Regions from separate parts of the Mus musculus genome. Here all the other regions are linked to region 4. Evidence: chromatin loops called from intact Hi-C (ENCODE). Cell type or tissue: left cerebral cortex. All regions are shown on one strand.

What was found. Peaks named below come from ENCODE experiments on the same cell type or tissue, not always from the same donor. Only the 100,000 strongest peaks of a DNase experiment are listed, where the experiment ranks them.
Region 1: a loop joins it to region 4, with 4 times the contacts of the local background. A loop is called at or near these places in 6 of 42 quality-filtered maps.
Region 2: a loop joins it to region 4, with 2.2 times the contacts of the local background. A loop is called at or near these places in 4 of 42 quality-filtered maps.
Region 3: it touches region 4 in a loop (5-fold over the local background); 12 of 42 quality-filtered maps call a loop at or near these places.

What each region holds. Positions count from the first base shown.
Region 1 is chr6:114,456,012-114,461,011 of GRCm38, forward strand. The region is part of intron 1 of Hrh1 (histamine receptor H1); the gene reads left to right. Among named protein-coding and RNA genes, the nearest start is that of Hrh1, 61 kb to the left of the region's middle. In left cerebral cortex, no CTCF peak of the experiment used is centred here; DNase peaks (open chromatin) are centred at 2,322, 2,702 and 3,617; H3K27ac peaks cover 1,126 bases.
Region 2 is chr6:114,447,120-114,452,119 of GRCm38, forward strand. The region is part of intron 1 of Hrh1 (histamine receptor H1); the gene reads left to right. Among named protein-coding and RNA genes, the nearest start is that of Hrh1, 52 kb to the left of the region's middle. In left cerebral cortex, a CTCF peak has its summit at 2,198; DNase peaks (open chromatin) are centred at 1,909 and 4,252; H3K27ac peaks cover 4,641 bases.
Region 3 is chr6:114,342,570-114,347,569 of GRCm38, forward strand. No RefSeq gene overlaps it. Among named protein-coding and RNA genes, the nearest start is that of Gm38875, 53 kb to the right of the region's middle. In left cerebral cortex, CTCF peaks have their summits at 1,413 (motif pointing left) and 2,773 (motif pointing right); DNase peaks (open chromatin) are centred at 1,065, 1,403 and 2,785.
Region 4 is chr6:114,396,940-114,401,939 of GRCm38, forward strand. Hrh1 (histamine receptor H1) reads left to right here and starts at 997. Exons shown (of 2, transcript NM_001317125.1): 1 at 997-1,059. Gm38875 (a long non-coding RNA gene) reads right to left here and starts at 812. Exons shown (of 3, transcript XR_869365.2): 1 at 714-812. In left cerebral cortex, CTCF peaks have their summits at 1,920 and 4,356; DNase peaks (open chromatin) are centred at 53, 529, 1,023, 1,463 and 5 more places; H3K4me3 peaks cover 3,400 bases; H3K27ac peaks cover 4,257 bases.

The sequences.
Region 1 (5,000 bases), 59 kb after region 4:
CCCTGACAGACTGTGGAGTGGCAGTCAGTGTTAACCATCACATCCTGTATGTTGGAACCACACTGTGACCACTCTTGTCTCTTGTGACTCGTGGGCCGTTTCTCCATCTGGGTGTTGTGAATGGATGCTATAGTATACATGACTTTCCTCTGGCAGGGTCCAAAGCTGTGGCTGTGTGGTAGAGTCCTTCCCTACCTGCAAAACCTCAGAGAACCATCCTGTTACCCTTATGTAACCTGATGTTTCAGGGAAACATCTCAAGGAGGTGCTCCAGTCAGCTGGCAGCTTCTCTGAGCCCTGCCCCTGGCTCAGAGACTAGAAAGTTCCAAGATAGCTGGAGTCAGGGTCTGTGTGAGGGCAGCAGGGCTGGGCTGGGACAAGGGGTCATAACATCCTGAATATTTGAAGTGGTAACCTCCCTGCTCTGGGAGGCTCTCCTGGGAGCCATTCTTGATTGCTTTCTACTTCCCAGCATCTGCAACCACTTCCCTGAGAAGCCGAACAGTTGTTGTGTCCTGTTGAGTTTTAACTAAAACATCCAAATAAGGGCTGCTGGCCTACCGTTCTTCTGCCCAGCTTTGACCTCTCCAAGGGAGTTCACTGTGCTATTCTAACTGCTGCATGAGTTCTGGAAAGCGTAAGGCGGGGGGGGGGGGGGGGCGGGGGATGGAGAAAAGTTGGGGAGCCTGTTTCAAAAGCTGCAGGCAGGAAGGGACAGCGGCTCAATTTGCTGACTGCAACGTGCTCTGTAGCCAGATGCCACTCAAAGAGAAGACAGAGCAAGACACCCCCTGCTCAAGTTTGGCTGGAGGCACCGGGGAAATCCTCTCTCCATCCTGAGTCGGTCCAGCCTGTTGTTTCTCAGCAAGCTGCCTTGCCTGCCTCCCTTTAAGCACTTCGAGGCTCAGTCACTGTTGTCCAAATGTGTCTGGGAGAACTTCCATTTCCAGGCTGTTCAAGGCGGTGCAGATGTTCCTGGGAGCCATCCTCTGTGCTGGGGGATGTTGAAGCCCTTCTCCACGTTGCTAAGCTGCTCTGAGTGCTCTCTGGGGGAGCACGGAGCAAGGAAGGTGAGGAGGAGCCAGAACATGGGGCTTTGGACCCTCTGAGCACACCAGTTCTCGTTGATCTGTTTTAGAGAAACATCAACAGGAATCAGCAGTAGCACTACCCAAACAGAGGGACGCGGGTAAAAAACTCTCTAGCCTTGCTTTACAAAGAAGTTGGAAGAAGGAGATAAAATTATGAGGCAATAGGGGGCCCATGAGGCTCTGTGAGTAAAGACTGAGACATCTCCCCACCTCTGTTTACACACACACACACACACACACACACACACACACACACACACACACACCAAATATGTGCAGGCAAAAGAAAGGAGTCATGTCCCTCTGCCACCCACTTTCCTCTTTCCTGAGCCCTTGCAGTGTGAGGCTGGTTAGTGCTGGCCAAGGCCGTGGCCAAGGCTGGTGTTCTTGAGCTAGTGGGAATTGGTACTGCCTGTGGTCAGGGACCTGATCACTTCCCATCCTGTGGTTTAGGTCACGGGGAAAGGAGGCATCTCACCCAGGCAGAAGAACAGGCTCAGCGCCTCTCTGGTCTATTTTAGGTTAAGGATGTGTCTGTCAGAGGCAATGGTATAGAGGTGTCTTCAGATCCTTCAGAGTCTCCACATTGTAACTGAGCTGAGACAAGGGGTGGCACCTCCTCTGAAAATGTGGCTGAGGGTTAGCTAAGTCAGAGATGGTACAGGGCCAAGGATAAGGCTGAGCTGGGAGTGAGGCTCGGGGCAGAATCTGCCTTCCTAGGGTGACTGTTCACTCTAGACACTGGGATAAGGTGGGGATGGCGTGGAAGGGCCCAGTGGCTGCTGGTGTTCAGAGCTACATAAGAGATGCAGCACTTAAAAATGTCATCAAACTGCCAGAATCAGATCTGTGCCTCCAAGGCCTTTGGGGGCTGTCCCAAGTCCGGGACCCTGGAGTTCACTTGGTTAGGGTCAGCAGAATTCCACAGGTCCCTTGAAGTCATGGACAGGATCAGGTGCTGTCTGAGGATGGTACAATTCCCACCTTTCCTGTCTGGAAGCTGCCTTTTCTTCCTGGGATGGCAGACTGTTCAGAACCACTTGAGAAGTGGGCCTGCAAGGCTCCAGGGTCAGACCTGGGCTCCTTCAGAGGACAAGCAGGGAAGAGAGGACAGGGACCGTCTTGCAGGGTACAGGCAGCCTCTGAAGCTTCTGAATACCCTAGGGAGAGCATCCTAAGCTCTTGGCACCAAGGACCCAGACATGACTCAGCCCTCTCCAGTCAACACCCCCAGTCTGAGCAAGTCTGCCTGGCAATTAAGCAATTACAGCCCAGCTTGATAAGGCTTAGAACTGAAGTATACAGAACTGAGAAAACCCCAGAGAAGGAAGTAGGTGAACTTGCCTTGTGAGGTCAAGGAATACCCAACAGGAAGTGATGTCAGAGCTGGGCGTTAGGAGCCAAGGGAAGGCCTTGGCATTTCCTGGCAGAGAGAACAGCGTAGACACAGGTAGGTGGCGAGGTGCGCTTGATGGGACTGGGTATGGAAGCTTAGGTGTCCTAAGGTGTTTGTGTGGGAGCAGCCTCTGTCTGGGCCCTGGGCCCCTCCACAGAGTGGAGTCTATGTGCTTGTCTTGATATCTCTAGTGGGAGTAGGGAGCAGGAAAGAGACTCGTGGGGAAAGCCAGGTTGATTCATTGCACAAATGATTTGGTGTCCTTCCAAGGATCAGTCACAGAGTGGCTGTGGTGGGGAAGGGAAGAGGAAGGAGAGGAAAAGGCCACACTGAGGCAGACTTGGGGTTTGGGGAGAAGGGAGGGAGTTTTGAGGGCAGGCAGATGTCAGAGTCAATGGCACTGTGGCGTGGTACTCATGGAACATTGGGACCCACCCTGCCTCTGTAAGACCCCAGTAGGGTTTTAAAAATAGGTTTTTAAGATTTATGTTTTTGTTTAAATCACTTGTATGTGTGTGAGTCTGTGGAGGGGATACATGGATATGTGGGAGTGCAGGTGCTTGCCAAGGGGAAAAGATTGCACTGGGTCCCCTGGAGCTGGAGTTACAGGTTCATGATCCTCCCTGCCGAGCAGCTCGTCAGCCCTCCAGGAGAGATTTCAGTGACTTCAGATCTATGCACGGATACCTGTGTCTATAACTACAAATATGCGTCTCCCTCTGTGTGCATATTTATAACTTGATGCCGGCTGTAATGCCCTGGGTGGCAGGCAGATGCAGCCCCATGTCTCATGTGCGCTCACCTTCGTTTACGTTTAGCCGGGTTTCCGTTATAATCTGACAGTGACAATCCAGCAGAACTTGGAGCCGGGCACAGAGGTGACTGCGTGGTGGCTGAGAGGACGCTGTCTGGCTTCTGTATGGAGGATGGATGGAAGAGGCAGGCCAGCGAGGAAGCAGCTGAGGATTTGAAGGGAGGCTTTGCTCTCAGTTGGCAGTGAGGGCCAGGCATCGGCCTCTCTGCTCTCCTCCAATGTATGGTTTGGTTTGGTTTATTTTTTGAGGCAAGGTTTCCTCCCTATGGAGACTCGTTTGAAACTTGAGACGCTCTTGGTTCTTCCTTCCGCCCAACATTCTGGGCTCAGGGGTGTGTGCTGCCCCCAGCTTCTGTAGAGAGTTTCCAGGAAAGGCTATAAGAGTGCCGAGACAGTGGCTGCTAGGAATATCTTCCAACAATTACAAGCTGGGGCTTTTGTTGGGGGCTTTTCCATTGCTTTGTGTAAACCCACCACATTGGTTGCACGGAACTGCAATGGGGCACCTGACTTGCCTATCTTACTGCAGCTTGTGGGGCTGTCGGGGTGAGGCCACTCTGTCTTTGGAAGTCCCTGTCTCCTTAAGTGAATACGATCTATCCTTACATAACCTTTACTACAGGAAACAGACCAAACGGAGTGAGGTCGACTGCCTGCAGCCAGAGAAATGATGGCTGGTGAGCCTGACCAATTAACCAACAGGACAGAAAGTTCTTAGAAGAGCTGGTGGCACATGCCCCCCCCCCCATGCTCCCAAACTCTCAAGGGACCAGGGAGAGAGGTGGGCGTCTTGTTTATGGCCCCATCTCCAGCAGCTCAGCCAAGCATAGCACCTGCTACCATGTTACTGCTTAATTAATAGTTCCCGAATATATTAATGAATTAGCATAACATGAACCCAGCAGGTCTGAGCTGAGTGAGTCAGTGCTGCCTCTCTGTCTGCTAGCTGTTGGGTTAGGGTGGCAGATTAAAATCTTAGGCTACATTGAGGTCATGTGGAGAATTGTCAAGACTATACCCTAGGCCAGTTAAGTCAGAATTGTGTCCTAGGTGGGACTCATGCCACAGTCTTTCAAGTTCCCTGTGTGACATCAAGAGTGGCCAAGGCTGAAAAGCCACTCAGCCAGATGCTGGAGATGCAGGTAAATGTCTCATTTTCTGGCTCATGTGAGGACAAAAGTACATGTGACTTCATTCGTTCATTCATTCATTCATTCATTCATTCATTCACTCACTCAGTCATTCATTCATCCCAGCAGAATGTTAGAAACCTGAATAGAGACTTGAAATTCCATCTCAGAGTGGTTAGCACTCAGGACTCTCTCACTTGAGTTTTGAGACTCTTATCATGAGAATCCCCAGAAAGGAAAACTTCACTTCCGTAGCTTACATCTGTCACTGTCTGAGCCGACTTCAGAGCTTGCTGAAGGACACAGAAAAGCTTGGAAGAGAAAGGAACGTTGGAGATGGGCTTTGTGACTGGCTGTCAGGATGGGTCAGCAAGTAAAGACACTTGGCTGTCAGGCGCGGCAACTTAGGTTCAATCTATGGGACCCCACAGTAGAAGGAAAGAAACTGATGTACGCATGTGCTATAACACACACACACACACACACACACACACACACACACACACACACTGTACACATTCATCAAATAAATGAATGGAGAAAAACATTTAATAAGATGGGTTTCATAT
Region 2 (5,000 bases), 50 kb after region 4:
GGTAGCCAGTGAGCCCTGTTATTTATTGAACATGTAGTGTGTCAGGTTCTGTAGTAAGGAAACACTCTTCAGTGTGGCCCACCCAGCCTTACAGGCCCCTCTCACCATATGTGAGCCTTATTAGCTCCATTTTACAGGAGAGGCAGTGGGCTCAGCTGGAGGGGAAGGGAACTTAGGGACAAACTCTTGCTCCTTGTTCAGTCCTGCTGTCCAGGAAGACTTGGATTTCTGGGAGTTGGGACCTGGGCTTGATCTCCTGAATCCCACTCCAATGCTGATACAAGATGGTCCCACCAAACGTTAGTAGGAAGCAGCTTAGCTCTACCTCTTTCTGGGTGTCTTTATCCATGCTCCTTTCCCCTGTTTCTCTCTGTCTTCCATTCTCTCTCCCTTTCAGATTTATTTTTTATTACTTCTAGTTCTGCGAAGGTGTAGGTGTATGTCTGCATGAAGACATATGCGTGTAAAAGCGGGTGCCTATGGAGGCCAGAGACTTCAGATTCCCTGGAGTTGGAGTTACAGATGGTTGTGCACATCCTGAAATGGGCCGTGGGAACCACACTCAGGTGCTCTGGAAGAACAGCAAGTGCTCTTGACTGCTGAGCCATCTCTCTTGTCCCCACTTTCTTCCTAAAGACTTAAAGTGTATGCGTTTTACCTGCTTGTATGTACCATGTGCGCCTGGTGGCCACAGAGGCCAGAATAGAGTAGTGGACCCCCTGGTATTAGAGTTACAGATGGTTGTGAGCTGCCATGTGGGTGCTGGGAACCGAACTCAGGTCCTCTACAGAAAAACAGCCATCGTTCTTAGCGTTGAGCCATTTCGCCAGCCCCCTTCTCCTTGTCTCTTAAATGGGGCTAATCTCTACCTTGTCATGCTGCCTTCAGGACAAAATGAGAGACTGTTGCTTGTACATAGTAAGCAATACGTTAAAGCACCTGCCATTATCCTCAGCCCATCTATTTAGAGGCGAAGGCCTGGATCTAGTGAACAGGGTACCATGGAGACAGATGTGGCTTTGCCCTCGAAAAGCCCACGACTTAGCCTCTCAGTCAGTCAACATTAGCTGAGCGCCTGTTCAGTGTGATGTGTCTGAGCAGCCCATCAGAAGCTAGAATGTAAACCAGAATCCCGTGGAATACCAAATACCCCTCACCTCTCACTCCTGGGGCCCGGACAACCTGAGGAACACATCTGTAACAAACACAGCTACGCAGAGTTAGCTGGACGGTAAGCAGTTGTCTAGCGTGTGTGACCCCTGAGTTCCATCCTCAACCCTGGAAGAAATGGGAAAAGTAGCAGGATGTGGAGCTGGCCTGATCATAACGTGTTTGCCGAACAAGCATGAGGACCTGAGTTCAATCCCCAGTACCTACATAAACATTGAGTGTAAGCCCAGCGTTGGGGAGGAAGGGGGACGACGGGGATGCCAGGCTTACTGGCCAGCCAGTTTAGCCTCCAGCTTAGCAACCTCCAGGTTCTTCCAGAGACCCTCTCTCAAAAAATGAGTTGGAGAAAAACTGAGGAAGACTGGTGCCCTCCCTCACTCTGAGCTCTCACTGGCCTCCCGACTCTGATGCCCACATCAGCAGGTTCTCACACACTACAGGCTTTGAGAAGGGCTGGGTCAAGTGGACAGCCAATCAGAACATGTGCAGTGGAATCCATCCTGGGGAGGAATGGCAGGGTATGCTTGCATCCGGCCATCAAATGGCACATCACTGTGAGCCTGGTGCCAGCCACAGACCCACAGTTATATATTTTTTTGCCTCAGAGAGATTTGCAGCAGGAATCTCAGATGCCAGTTTCTCCCCGCTGTGAGGTGGTTGTCTGCAGGGCTCTGCCTTCCTTCAAATGGGGAGGAAAAAGAAAAGGCGTTCTATCTGTTCTGAGGCAAATGTGTCACTTCAAATGGATTCTTTCCCAGCTTGGACGCAGTTCTCATCCCTAGCTGGTGAGTCACCGCAAATGTTGCCTTTTCTTGCCGCCTCTGGTTAGCAGAGAGCAGATTTCACAGCACATGGCTCAGGGAAGGCCCCGAGAGGATGATTCTCTGAAGGCCACCGTAGGACTCCACCTAGCCCCGTGGGGAGGGCCATGGCCCTGTGGCTGAGTGGAGGGTCTTTTCACTGTAGTGGCTTCCTGTTCTTGCTTCCTCCGACCCAGCCTCTGTGGTGTTGTTTTCAGACTGCCTGAATAGATGACAGCCTGCTGGTTTTAATGGGAATAGGCCCCATATTCCTTATGATGTTCTCAAATACAACCAGTCAGTCAGTCAGTCAGTCAGTCAGTCAGTCAGTCAGTCACAGAACATAGCCACCAAGAGTGTGGGCACTGGAAATCATCCTCCAGGGCTCCTTCCCTTGACCGGATCAAAACCAAAGTTCTTACCTTGTCTCCACTCCACTCACTGTCAGCTCTGGCCACACCTAATTCTTTGCTGTTCATCTTACATGCCAGGGCATGTCCACCCCAGGGCCTTTGCACTGACCGTGTCTTCTTTCTGGAATGTTCTTTTCCAAAGGTATTAGTATCATAGATTCCCTCATTTTTTGTGTCCCTGCTTGGATGCCACCATCTCACCTCAGCCACTTCAGTCCATCAGTATCCCTTAGCATTTTCACTACCTAGCACATTATTTATTTACTGGGGTTTTTCTTTGTGGCCCATGTCTCCCCACTAGAATAAAAGCATTTATAAGTAGGACTTCTCTTATGTTCCCACATGTTTAATATACTGTAGGACCATAATAAGGGTTACTTGACTGGCTGGCTGGCTGGCTGGCTGGCTGGCTGGCTGGCTAGCTTGGTTTTTTTTTACTAGCTGTGTGACTAGCTCTGTGTGATTAGCATCTCTGATCCTTAGTCTGTACATTCATAAAATGACCTTGCATGGTGAGAAAGGTCTGCTAGGTTAGCGAGATCTGCATGGTTAGAGGTTTGCATGGTTAGAGAGGTTTGCACGCTAGACAAGATAAGTTTATCTACCTCTAGTCTTTTTGTATAGCTGTCACAAATTGCCACAGAGTGGGTAATTTATAACAAACAGAAATTTATTTCTCACAGTGTGGAGCTAGTAAGCCCAGGATTAAGGTTTGACAAGTTCTTATCTGGCGAGGGCCCCTTCCTCAGATGACACTGAATGCCCTCCCTCATGTGGCACAAGAGATGAAAGAGTCAAGACTTTCTGGAGCCTTGATTGTAAAGATTGATCCTGTCTGGGAAGTAGCTGGCATGGCCTCTGCCTCCCAAAGGTGCCATATCTTCTTACCATTATCAGCATTTATTGATATTGGCATTGAGACTCCAACCCAGGGCCTCAAAGCCACCAGGTATGTGCTCTGCCTCTGAGCCACACCCTAGTATAGATCCACTTCTGATTGCTATTGCCTTGGGAGTTTAAGTTTCAGCCAAGCTGCCTGGAGGAACACAGACATTCAAACCATAGCTGCACACACATCCTAGTCATTGGTCTATATGACACTCAGTATGTTCAGTCCCAGTAAATGCCATTAGACTGTTACCAAGACCAGCAATGCTAAAGAAGATGAAAGAGGCTCCCAAAGGACTGTCATGTTCAGAGATGGCAGAGGTCTGCCCATGTGGCTCAAATGCAAAGACTTCTCTGGGCAGGTGTGATGAGCTGGGCCCCTGAGCATATGGGATGGTGGCATAGGGGGTGGCACTGTGTGAACCAGAAGACTTCGAAGGGGGAGTCCTGTGGGGCTGGGCTGAAATACTTCCAGAAGGAAGTATTCAGCATGAGGAGCAGGGAGAGCAGAACAAACATGAAGGGAGGCATGCTTTTCCTTTGTGGGAGAGGAGATGCCCCTGGTGCATTCTGGGAAGCATGATCAACAGAACTTAAAGGGGGCAGAGTGATTCTGAGCCTGCTCAGAGGAGAGGGCTATGCAGCCAGAAGGCAGGTGCCTGAGCATAGCTCTGCTCACTGTCACAGCCCCACTGGAGGGTGGTAGAAAAGATTACAAGCTTGTTATTCTAATACCAGGGTCACCTGAAAGTATCACATCCAGAAGAAACCAGTCGGTGGTGGCAATATTTCCCAGCACCAGGTATGGCACTGTTTAATAAACTTGGGGGGCCAGTCCTTCATGAGGGATGAAGAATGAAGGCTCCCTCTGCATTTACCACCCACCCCTTCACTCATCTATGCCCACAACCAGAACAGAGTGCCTTACTGTGTCCAAGTCAGTGCGTTCAGTGGGCAGCACAGGCTTATCACTCTGCCTCCGTGTCTCTGTCTCATTTTCTACTCAGAGGGAAAAATTCTGTAACTGAAGAGAAGTGGAAGATGCAGTTCCTGGTAGGTTTCGGTTGTGTTTCAGCTCCAGTCGGTTTGTCAAGTCACTCACAGTAGGTTTCTGGGCCCACAATCCAGATTCTCAAGGAAGGAATCTGACGGTAGGTTAGAGATGGGTTAGAGATGAGTTAGAGATGGCTGCTTTGTCATTAGGAGGCAGGACAGGGAGATGGTGTTCTTGCACCCTCCCCTGCAGCAGTGAGCTGGCCCCTCTGGCCAGGGAATATAGCAGAGCAGAATTTTCTAACTCCACACAGTTGGCATGCGATGAAGTTAATAACTCACTGTAGAGAGCTGTGAAAACTGAGAGCAGTAATAGTGACAAGAATGGACGTCCCCAAGTGAGAACTCAGTGAGCAGGGTATCTTCAAAGAAGAGCTGTGCCCAGGCTCTTGTGGTCGGCCCCCTCCCCTGCCCCCTCCACTTGCTTATCGACTGTCCCCGGATTCAGCCTCACTCTCATGTCCTCCAAGCTCACAGTTCAGCTTCTCTTTGTTTATACTTAGTGATTTTGTTGTTCTTTGGGGCTTTTTGAGCCAGGGTCTCTTCTCGGTAGCCCAGGTTGGCCTTGACCCAGAGAAGCCCTGTCTCAGCCTCCTGAGTGTTAGGATTTCATGTCTCTTATATTGGATGTAGTAAAATGTCACTCCTCAGCCTGTGAGTGGAAGAAAACCCTGCC
Region 3 (5,000 bases), 54 kb before region 4:
GCACAGCACAGGACAGGACAGCACAGGACAGCACAGGACAGCACAGGACAGCACAGGACAGCACAGGACAGCACAGGACAGCACAGCACAGCTCAGCACAGCACAGCACAGCACAGCACAGCACAGCACAGCACAGCACAGCACAGCACAGCTCAGTGCAGCACAGCACTCCTATTGCCAAGCAAAAACCCTTCCGCTTCCCTTTGGCAAACATTGTCCTGTGGATCCACCTCGTCTTGACATGTCATCAAAACGTAATCATGCAATACGTGGCCTTTTGTGTCTGGCTTCTTGTCTTACTTAAGCTTCTGTTTCTCTGATAACCGGCAGTACCAGAGGCAAGTTGAGGAGGAAAGGGTTTGCTTCACCTCACAACTGTAGCCCATCATGTCAGGGCAGGAACTCAAGGCAGGAGCTGCAGCAGAGGCTAAGGAAGAATGTTGCTTACTGGCTCACTCCCCAGGGTTCACTCAGCCTGATTTCTTACACAGCCCAGGACTGCTTGTCCAGAACAGGACAAACCATGTGGGCTGGACCCTCCCACATCCATCCTCAGTCAAGATCCTGCCTCACGGGCCAGCCTGCTGGGGTATTTGAGGTTCCTTCTTCCCAGATCATCCTAGCTTGTATCAAGTTCACACACACACACACACACACACACACACACACACACACACACACACACAAAACCACACAGAAAATCCTAACCAGCACAAAGGCCAGGGAGGACTCCGAAAAATGGACCATCATTACTCATCATTACTCCAGCCTGAACACTCCTGTTTAAAAGACAAAGGAGCTCTGGGAAGCAGTTGCAACTGGGAGGCAGGTGGCAAAAAGCACCAAAGATGGGGATAAGGTGAGTACAAAAGTCATGCCAAGTACTGGCATTTGCTAAGCACTTACCAGAGGCTGGTAAGATTACAGTAAGCAGGAACTGGGCTGGTCCTTCCTGAATTAAGGAGGTTTCCCGATCTCCCTCCTCTATAGTGTCAGTAAACACAGAAGGCTCGCCATATGCCTGAAGCTTTAGTGTGTCTTTCACTTACTCTCCCTGTGACCCTGCAGAGGATCCATTATACAGATGTTAATGTGGAGGTTCAGAAAGGTGAAGTGACACTTATATGATGCCACAGAGCAAAGTGCCCTGGCTAGGCCTCAAGCCATGCATATCCAGCCACAGCTTCCATGCTTTTGGTTCCTTTTGTTTTCCATCAGGTCTCAAGGTCCAAACAGAATTGGAGCCCTCAAGGACTTGGGCTTCTGTGATCTGCTCCCAAGCGCATTCTCAAAATACTTTCCTGCTGCCACTGAAGCGCCAAAGTCCTGGTCTCTCCCACCAACTCCCTACTCCTGCTTCAGGCAGCAGCAAAGGATGCCTTCGTGGCACAAGGCTTCCACCTGGTGTATGTGATGTGTATAGCAACCCTAGAGACAGTGAGGCCAGGAACTGACAGGTTCAGGGACTTCTGTGACCAAGCTCAGTGCTAGGGGGACACCTGCACTGATCCCATTTAACCCTCATTTGGCCCTATAGAACCTACTTCCTTTGTATGAAAAAAAAATATCTCAAGAAAAGTGGGTGACCATGAACAAATAGGGCTCCCACTACATGAGGTCTCCAGAGTAGCATGAGCTTCATAGAGACCTGATGATCAGTAGATTGCTAGGAGATGGAGGGACAGAATGTGTGTGTGTGTGTGTGTGTGTGTGTGTGTGTGTGTGTGCCTCACAGAGATAGAATTTCATTTTTGTTGGAAGGAGTCTAGAGACAGGGCTGGTGATGGCTGTACACAGTTGTGTCAGCTCACTTCCTGTTGCTGTGGAAAAAAAAAAGACCCCAACAAAAGCAACTTCAGGAAGGAAGAGCTATTGGATCACAGTTCAAAGGTGCACTTCAGTCGTGGCAGGTAACGGCAGCAGGAGCGTGCCATGACTGGCTGGTTATGTCGCATCTGCAGTCAGGAAGCAGAGAGAGATGAATGTTGGGGTTCAGCCCTCTTCTACTTTTCATTCAATCTGGGATTCCCAGCCCCAGGGCAGCCCACATTCAGGATGGACTATCTTACCCCCGATCAATATAGCCTAGAATCTCCCCCAAACGCCCAGGGCTCTGTCTCCTAGTGATTCCAGATCCTGTAAAGATGGCAGTGCTAACTATCACAGGGACGCGACTCACTGAGATGGGTCATGGTAGTAGCATGGTAGATTCCCTGCTGTGTAGCTTATCACCACATCACTCCGTGACCCAACTAAGAGATGAGTAAAAACCTCAACCCAAGAGAGCGCGTTGAGTCTGTCCTGGGTGCAGGATTTACAGAGCGCTCAGCGTGTGCCTGTTGGTGTTGTGCTTGATAGGTATGTTCGGATCCTGCTCCTTGGTGGGCACTGCCCAGGCTCTTGACATACAGTGAACCAAACCTGTCCCATGATGGAGCTGATAGTAATAAATGCTCAAATGTCAGGGAGGGGGACATTGTGCTACAAGGAAACAACAGAGCAGGATCAAAGGATAGTGAATGGCTTAGTGGGAGATGGGAGCAATCTGGGAGGGCTTTCCCAGGAGGTGGCATTTCAGAGTTACCTATCCCCACTGCTATTTTGTTACAGATGAGCCACCCATCTGAACACAGATGCTAGGTAGGTATCACACAGCTAGGAAGTGACCTGGCCTGTGAAATACCAACACTGGAGCCCCTATCTCTTCCCTTTAGCTCGACGGGGGTGGCTAAGCTGAGCCTCTGCCAGTTTCCCTGCCAGTCAGCCATGTGCCAGCAGGTGGCACTGTGGCCTGATAACAGACACTAGTGACCATCCTGCCCCAGTGGCTGGAAAGGCTGTTAATGACAGGCAGGTAAAGGGATACCTGGGCCTGAGGCCTCACGGGACAGTGACAACCCTCTTGTCAGGAAGGGCAAGCTTTACTCTTTCAACCCTCTTGGTCACATCCAGTTGTCTTGACTGGATGCTGTCTCTGTCTCCGACTCTAAGGATGAACCCACAGGTAAATGGCAGAAGCTTTGGGCTTAAACTCTGGGGTTAGCTGTGCACTTACACCACAGTGTTTCTTGGAACCCTCCTGTGCTGAGTGAACCCTGGGGCTTAAGAAGAAACAGTGTAGAGATGTGTGCCCCAGAGGCTTCAGCTGGTACCCAGCACATGGAGTCTGTGACCTGTTAGGGAGATTTCCTGAAGCAGGGAAGCCAGGTGTGGGGGGTATTGCATGACTGGAGAACTTTAGACAGAGCTGGTTGTGAAGACACGCCAGACTGCAAAGGTCATATCTGAACCAGTGGGATGTGAGGAGCCACAGAGATTCACAGGGGACTGGTATTCGTGGCAGAAGGATAAAATCAAGGGGTCTCTCAGGATGCCGGAGCCAGAGCGGAGTAAGCCAGGACCAATTTGGCAGGAGGCTAAGCACATCACAGGGGGCCTTGTGTATTAACCCAGAAGGGAAGGAGACAGGAATCATTCTGGGATAAGGTGTGACATGGCTCTGGCTCCCACAGTTATAGTCCCCTCATAGCCATTCTCTGTGTGAGGAGCCAGGCAGATGTTCAGGGAAGGAGGGGTTGGTATCTGCGCACAGCCAGGACAGCCCAGGTCAGGCTGTGGCAGAAAATGACTCCATGTGGTCCCAGGGCTTCTCTCTGTGGCACATGGCATGACATGGGTTTGGCCCAAGTGAGTGACAGCCCTTCCCTGGGATTCCACCGGGTAGAAGACAGTCAGTTTAGGCTGCAGGTGCTTTCCATGTGTGGTTCCAGCTAGAGGAGGAGTCTGGCACTGATAACAGCAATGTGCATGACCAAGAGGTACATCTTCACAGGTCGGAGTTCAGGGAGGGGAGGGAACTCAAGCCTCCGGGATCTCAGAGGACACTGGGCCAGCAGTGGACGCCACACTGCTCTTAGGACTGCCTATCTGTCACAGTGAGCCTTCTTTTCTAATGAACATAAATTCCAGTTACACCTGCTCCCATTTGGAGAACTGGCTACCTCTGCTTTTCATGGAGAGAGGCTGTCGGGGCAGAATCAAGTTCCCAGTCTCAGCTAACAGCTTCTTCCCTGAGCTTGGCCTCCTACCCAGGAGCCAGGACTCCTTTGAAGTCCACCATCACTGTTTTATCTCTGAAAATACTTCACCATCTTGCAGTTCCACCCAGAGACCAGTGCCTCTTCCCTTCCCGCCTCTCCTCACCCTCTACACCAAGCTGGCCACAGGTCTCCTGCTAAGTTACAGCCTCTCTTCCTCTGAGCACCTCTGTGTGTGAGGAAGCCCAACATTTTACCTTCCCTGACATTCAAGGCTGACATGATTTGAACGTGTTCTCTGAGGATTCGGGTGTTAAGATTTAGTCCCTATTGTGAGGTATAGAGGGTGGGTGGAAACTTATATGGCCTTGTGTTGGAGGTAGGGGTCAGAAGGACAGGGGGTGGGACTAGATAAAGACTTCTGACAGTGGCTTACTCAGGAGAGAATGGGTGGGTTATACATATGTTCCCAGTCTATGTGATGCCCTGTGCCTCTGCCCTAGTCACAGTCAGCAAGCAACCTTGGTGTTCCAGAGCATAGATGAAAAGGACCTCACTTATTGTCTTATTTAAATGTTTGTTTGATACAAGGTCATCATAGCCCAGGCTGACTTTCAACTCTCTCTGTGGCTGAGTCTAAAGTCCCCCTGGTCTCACCTCGGCAGAGAGACTGGGCTCTGCTGGCCTCATAGGGCTTTGTGCAAGCACTGTACCATTTCACGGAGAGGAACTGCACCCATGGATGCAGTGTCTGTTGTGGTCCTAAAAATGACCCCCTCAAGTCCTAGAGGTGAATATTAGCACCTGAACATTTCCCCAGACCACAGTGTACCACTATGTACATAATATTTTTCTTACAGAGTACTGGGTTTTTTTGTAAAGAATAAAATACCAGTCTATCCATGGGCATCTCCTCTTCTTCCTCTTCCTCTTCCTCTCCCTCTTCCTCTTCCTCTTCCTCTT
Region 4 (5,000 bases):
TTTTCTGGTGTAGTTTGAGATTTAAATCAGGGCTACGAGGAGGGGACTAAGACATCCATACAAGTCTGGAACTGAGCCACACAGGGCTGGGCCTGCATTCCCACAACTACATACCACTGCGGGAGGATGAGCCCCTTCTAGGGGGCACGGTGTCATAGCAAAGAGGAGCCACTTCCCTTCCTCAGTTGTTCTCCCTTCCCTGACTGTTGCCATCTGAAGCCACAATTGAATGTTAAAAGGGTTTTCCCTAGCAAAGAAGGAGAAACGCCCTCTCCTAGCTCAGAAAAACAAAACCCAAAAAACAAAAAAACAGTTCCTTAAGTTTCCCCAACACACACACACACACACACACACACACACACACACACACAAAAACACACTCTCGCCTTCTCCTCTTAGCCGGCACAGGTTCCTAAGTGTAATGGTACAGTGAGAGTTGAACAAGGTCGGGATAGCTCAGCGCAAGGCCCTGAGTTTCAGCATAGCACTTGCAGGATGAGGACAGGAGGGAAGGAGGGAAAGAGGGAGGGAGAGGGCGAGAGCGCATTCATTCTTCAGGATCTAGAGAAACAGTGGTTGTGCGGTTCTAAACCTCCCGAGTCTTGGTGATCCGGATCAATCAGTGTCACTAATTTAAAAAACAAAAAACCAAAACAAAACCCAAACAAAACAAAACAAAACAAAACAAAAACCCAACTAGTCCCTTGGTCCACCTGCGGTTGAATTTGCGAAGAATCCTGTCAGCTCCTCCTTATCTGAGGTCTGGTCTGTGGCTCTGCGTGTCCCCGGGTTAGCATGCGGTGGCAGTGTCGGAGGGCTGTCGCCAGGCTTCCGATCCATCCTTGGCTTCTTGCCAAGCTCAGGGCTCCGCCACAGATGCGGGGCGCGGCGGTAGAAGATGGGCGGGGGAGGGTGCCCTGGGGCTGCTGGTGGGCGGGCCTCTCAGCGGCTCCTCCCCCGAGGCCGCCTCCGCGTGCTCCCGCCACCCCCGCGGCCGCCTCCGCCACCGCACCGAGCAGTCTGGCCGCCGCCGCCAAACTTTCCCCGGAGCTGGCGCGGGTGAGTCGGAGCGCAGCGCGGGCAGGGGCGGGAACCCGGTGGCGGGCGGCGGGAGGAGGGCAAGGATGCGCGCACGCCCAGCTCTGAGTTCCGCGCCCCCGCAGGGCGGTGGGGACATCCCGCAGGTGGCCGCACGAGGTGGGCGCGCCGGATGCTCTAGCGGCCTGGGCAGGGTATCGGAGCTGTGGCTGCTATGCCCGTAAGCACAAACACCTGTGGCTTCCCGGAGCTGGGGCCGGGCTCACCGGTTAGAGTCCGCCTCCGATTTCTGGGCCAGGGGGCCTCCTCAACGGCTCCCCGAGATTCCTCAGGGTTTGGCTTTGATGCTAACCGTGGACGCAGACTCTGGGTTGAGGTGCGATCTCCGTGCCAAGCTCCGGACATCCACTATCTCAAATCCTTCTGAATCTCCGGGACCCAGGTACTACTAGTATACCCACTTTACAGAGGAGGAAACTGAGGCTTGGGGAGGGAAAGTTGTCTCTTAGAGAACAGCCTTGAGACTGAATTGGATGAATCCAAGCTTCTTAGCTAGGTGGAACCCAAACCAGGTGTCTGGGTATGAGAAGCGTCTGAGCCAGCGCTCCCTCCTTTCCTAGCCGGCTTTATCGTCGTTTCCTGGCCGAGCCAGAAGACTTGATACTGTGGCCAGGGTGTGTTCTGATGGCAGAGAAGATCCTTGAGGGCTGCCTTTTCCCAGAGAGCGTTAGGGGATACCAAATTCTGCAATTTACGCCGTGTTGCTCTGAAAGTTAGAGTCTTGAATCAGAGCACAACTGATCTTTACAGAAGCCACCTTTGAGGCGCTTGCTAGCCTGGGCGATGGAGACACAGGGTTGCTCCAGGCAGGGTGGCTCTCCTCCGACAGGGGGCTCCCACCTCCAGACGGAATGGAGCTGAGGGAACTGGAAGATCCCCAGGCTGACTGCTCTGAGAGCGCGTTCTGTTATTGGGGGGTGGGGGGTGGGGAGGAGGAAGGGCAGGACCCTGAACCAGGGGTGAAGTGTGTTACTGGAACAAAAAGGAGAGAGTAGGTGGAGATCCGACACTCTTGGGGGCCTGAAGGCCACCGGCAATCCTTGGAGACAGAGAAAGAGCCCCCCCCCCCATGGTTATGAGATGGTTATGGATTAACATAGTTTATACAGCAGCCATGCAAGGTACCGTTATTGAGCGATAGGTGGACACTCAGAGAGGTTCAATAGATTGCTTAGAGTTGCCCAGCTGGTCCGTGGTGGAGTGGATTGAGTACCAACCAATCTTGCCTGTATCTTAAATTATCAGTGAGACTCAAGAGGCGGATGGAACCTCAGGTCCTTCTGTGCTGTGGCTGGCAGCGGTGGAGACAAACAATAGAGGGATGCTAGGCAACAGGGTCCGCAGCATCCCTGCTTCTGCCTCCGATGGGGCTCTGGGTGGGTTGCTGTCATTGAGTAGCTTTCTAGGAATCCCTGCTCCGCCCATGTTGATACCCTGCTGTATCTCAGGACTTGCTGGACCTTCCATCAGGGCCACCTAGCTGCCCCCAGAACGTTGCTCCTGGTGGAAGACAGGGTTTGACTGATGCTGTTTTGAAATATGTCAAAGACCCGCAAAACCTGGGTATTCCCCATTTATGATTTCAGAGCCGTGCTGCCTGCCACGATCCTAGCACCCCTCCCCCAACACTGGGCAGTCGTGGCCTGCACGGGGTCCCCAGCCCTGAGCTGAGGGTTGTGGGGAGGCATTTGTGAGTGAACTCTCCTGCCTACACTCCTTTCTATAGTCAAGGAACGCCTGGCAGAGGCACCGTGGCTTTTCCTCAGTACCAAGGCATGGCGGAGAGGTTGAAGGTACATTTCTGGGTCCGGTCATCATGCTGTCTCTTATGCGCCGTTGACATATATCTGTTTCCCCATGTTTTGATTGGAGATGTTCATGGTTCCTTCTTCCCTGCGCGGGGGTGGAGGAATTAACCATGCCACATTGATACAGCACTGCAAAGATACCTTGTAATTCACCAAAGTAGTAGCAGCAGTTGTCACTGTGACACTGACAGACCCAGCGAGGCAAGCCTCTGAGCTCCTGGACATTGTGCACCCCTTGCTGTGTTGGTTTTGTTCTGTGATGCTGGGAATCCACCTGGGGAGCCTTGTTCGTGCTAGACAAATACTCGGCCACTGAGCTACATCTCTAGCCCCAAGCCTCATGGCTTTCTCAGCTGTAAAAATGGGGCAGATCTAGTTAGATGTTGTATATGGTAAAAAGGTCCTTCTTGTAGCCTCTAATTCTAACAGGTAGAGGACTCCTCAGCCAGCCACCTCAGGGCCAGGCCCCGGGGACGCTCCAGACATTGCTGTCATTCTCACTGCCACCCAGACCTGTCTCCTTCTCCTGGCAGGCTCAGTTCTGTGCTCCTGTGTGGTATGGATCCGGGGCGGTATTCAAACACATGTTTTCTAAACGGATGTGGTCAGGCTGGGGTGGACTTGGGGAGTCTTGGATTGGAGGGCCGAGAAGTTGTTTCCTGTCTCTCAGCCTGGACTTGAACTGTGTGGTCATTGCTTGGGTTCTCCAAGGAAGAGGCACGAGTTGACAGTCACAGGGTTAAAGGGCATGTGTGAGGTCTATTGGTCTATTTCACAAGATCTGGCCACAGCTGTCCCAACAGAGGACACCAGCCACTGCCTCTGGGTGCGTGCGGCTGGCTGTGGGGATACCACATGCCTTCCGAGCAAGGAGAAAGCATAAAGAGTTCTGCAGGCTCTCCCTCCCAGGGAAGCATACTGAAGGTCGAAACTCATTTTCGTCCCTGAGACCTGAATAACCGTGGACTCCAGTATCCTCATCTGTGAAATGGCCATGAATCATCCTTACCAGTGTCTGTTTCTCAAGATTAACTCAGATAGACAGGCAAAGAAAGGACGGGAAGAGTGGGGGGAGCGGCTGGAGCGTATAAATGGCAAAGAATTACATGCAATTGTAAATAACTCTCATTAGCATTCAGGCTGGGCATTAGCTGTAACTGCTCCTGATCCAAGACGCTTTATCTGAAAGCCGTACCTGGCAGAGGATCATTCAAGCCCCAGTCACCCGCTGCCCTCTCTTTCACAGTGATGCGGAGCATTGCTGAGTCTCGGGATGTAATTATAACAAAGCTTCTGTATCTTACTTATAAGTGACTCACTTCTGCCATTAATGGTGGCAGAGGACTCAGCCACACACTCTTAGGAGACAATGCTCCTGATGCTGCTCAGGGTGGGGTAGGGAGTGGGGTGCCTCGCCTTTTGTGTGCATTCATCAATCCCTTAGTAATTCTCCAATGATCCTGCAGGAGGATCACATGGACCGAAGAAGCTAACAGCTCTCACTTGCTTTCATGGCAAGGGCCCTTGCACCTTGTTTCAGCTAGAAGAATGTGCTAGCAACCACTGTGTCGTTAAAGAGGATGGAGTGGGAGAGGAAGATGAAGGCAACTCCAGAGATGAGTTGAAAGTGTAGCCACTGGCGTCAACTGGAGTTGAGTTTGGATGTGGGGGTCTGCCAGTTCATCTGTGAGGTTTGGATGGGTTTCCAACTAGAGGATGACTCTGTAGAGCAGGGACGGTGTCTTTCTTACGAAAGGCAGTTATGGATGCCTAATGGAGAACTGAGCCTTGGCTTTTTCTTCTGTAGAATGGAGCCGGATAGCACACACCTCCCCTAGGGTTTGCTGTGAGAACTAATTGATGAAATGTTATGACCAGAGTAAAGGACTCAGTGATGCCTTTGGAGAGAGAGACAGATAGTGGAAGGATACTGTTGTCCAGCCTAAGAAATAGAATGTTATTCTCTTACCCACAGTCTACAAAGAAGCAATAGTACAAGCCAGAAGAATGCCCTGTATTTAGACAACACTCTACAAGAGTGTTTTAGTATTTGTTTCCTCCTAACAGGGAGGCAGGAATACCTGTTCTTACTTT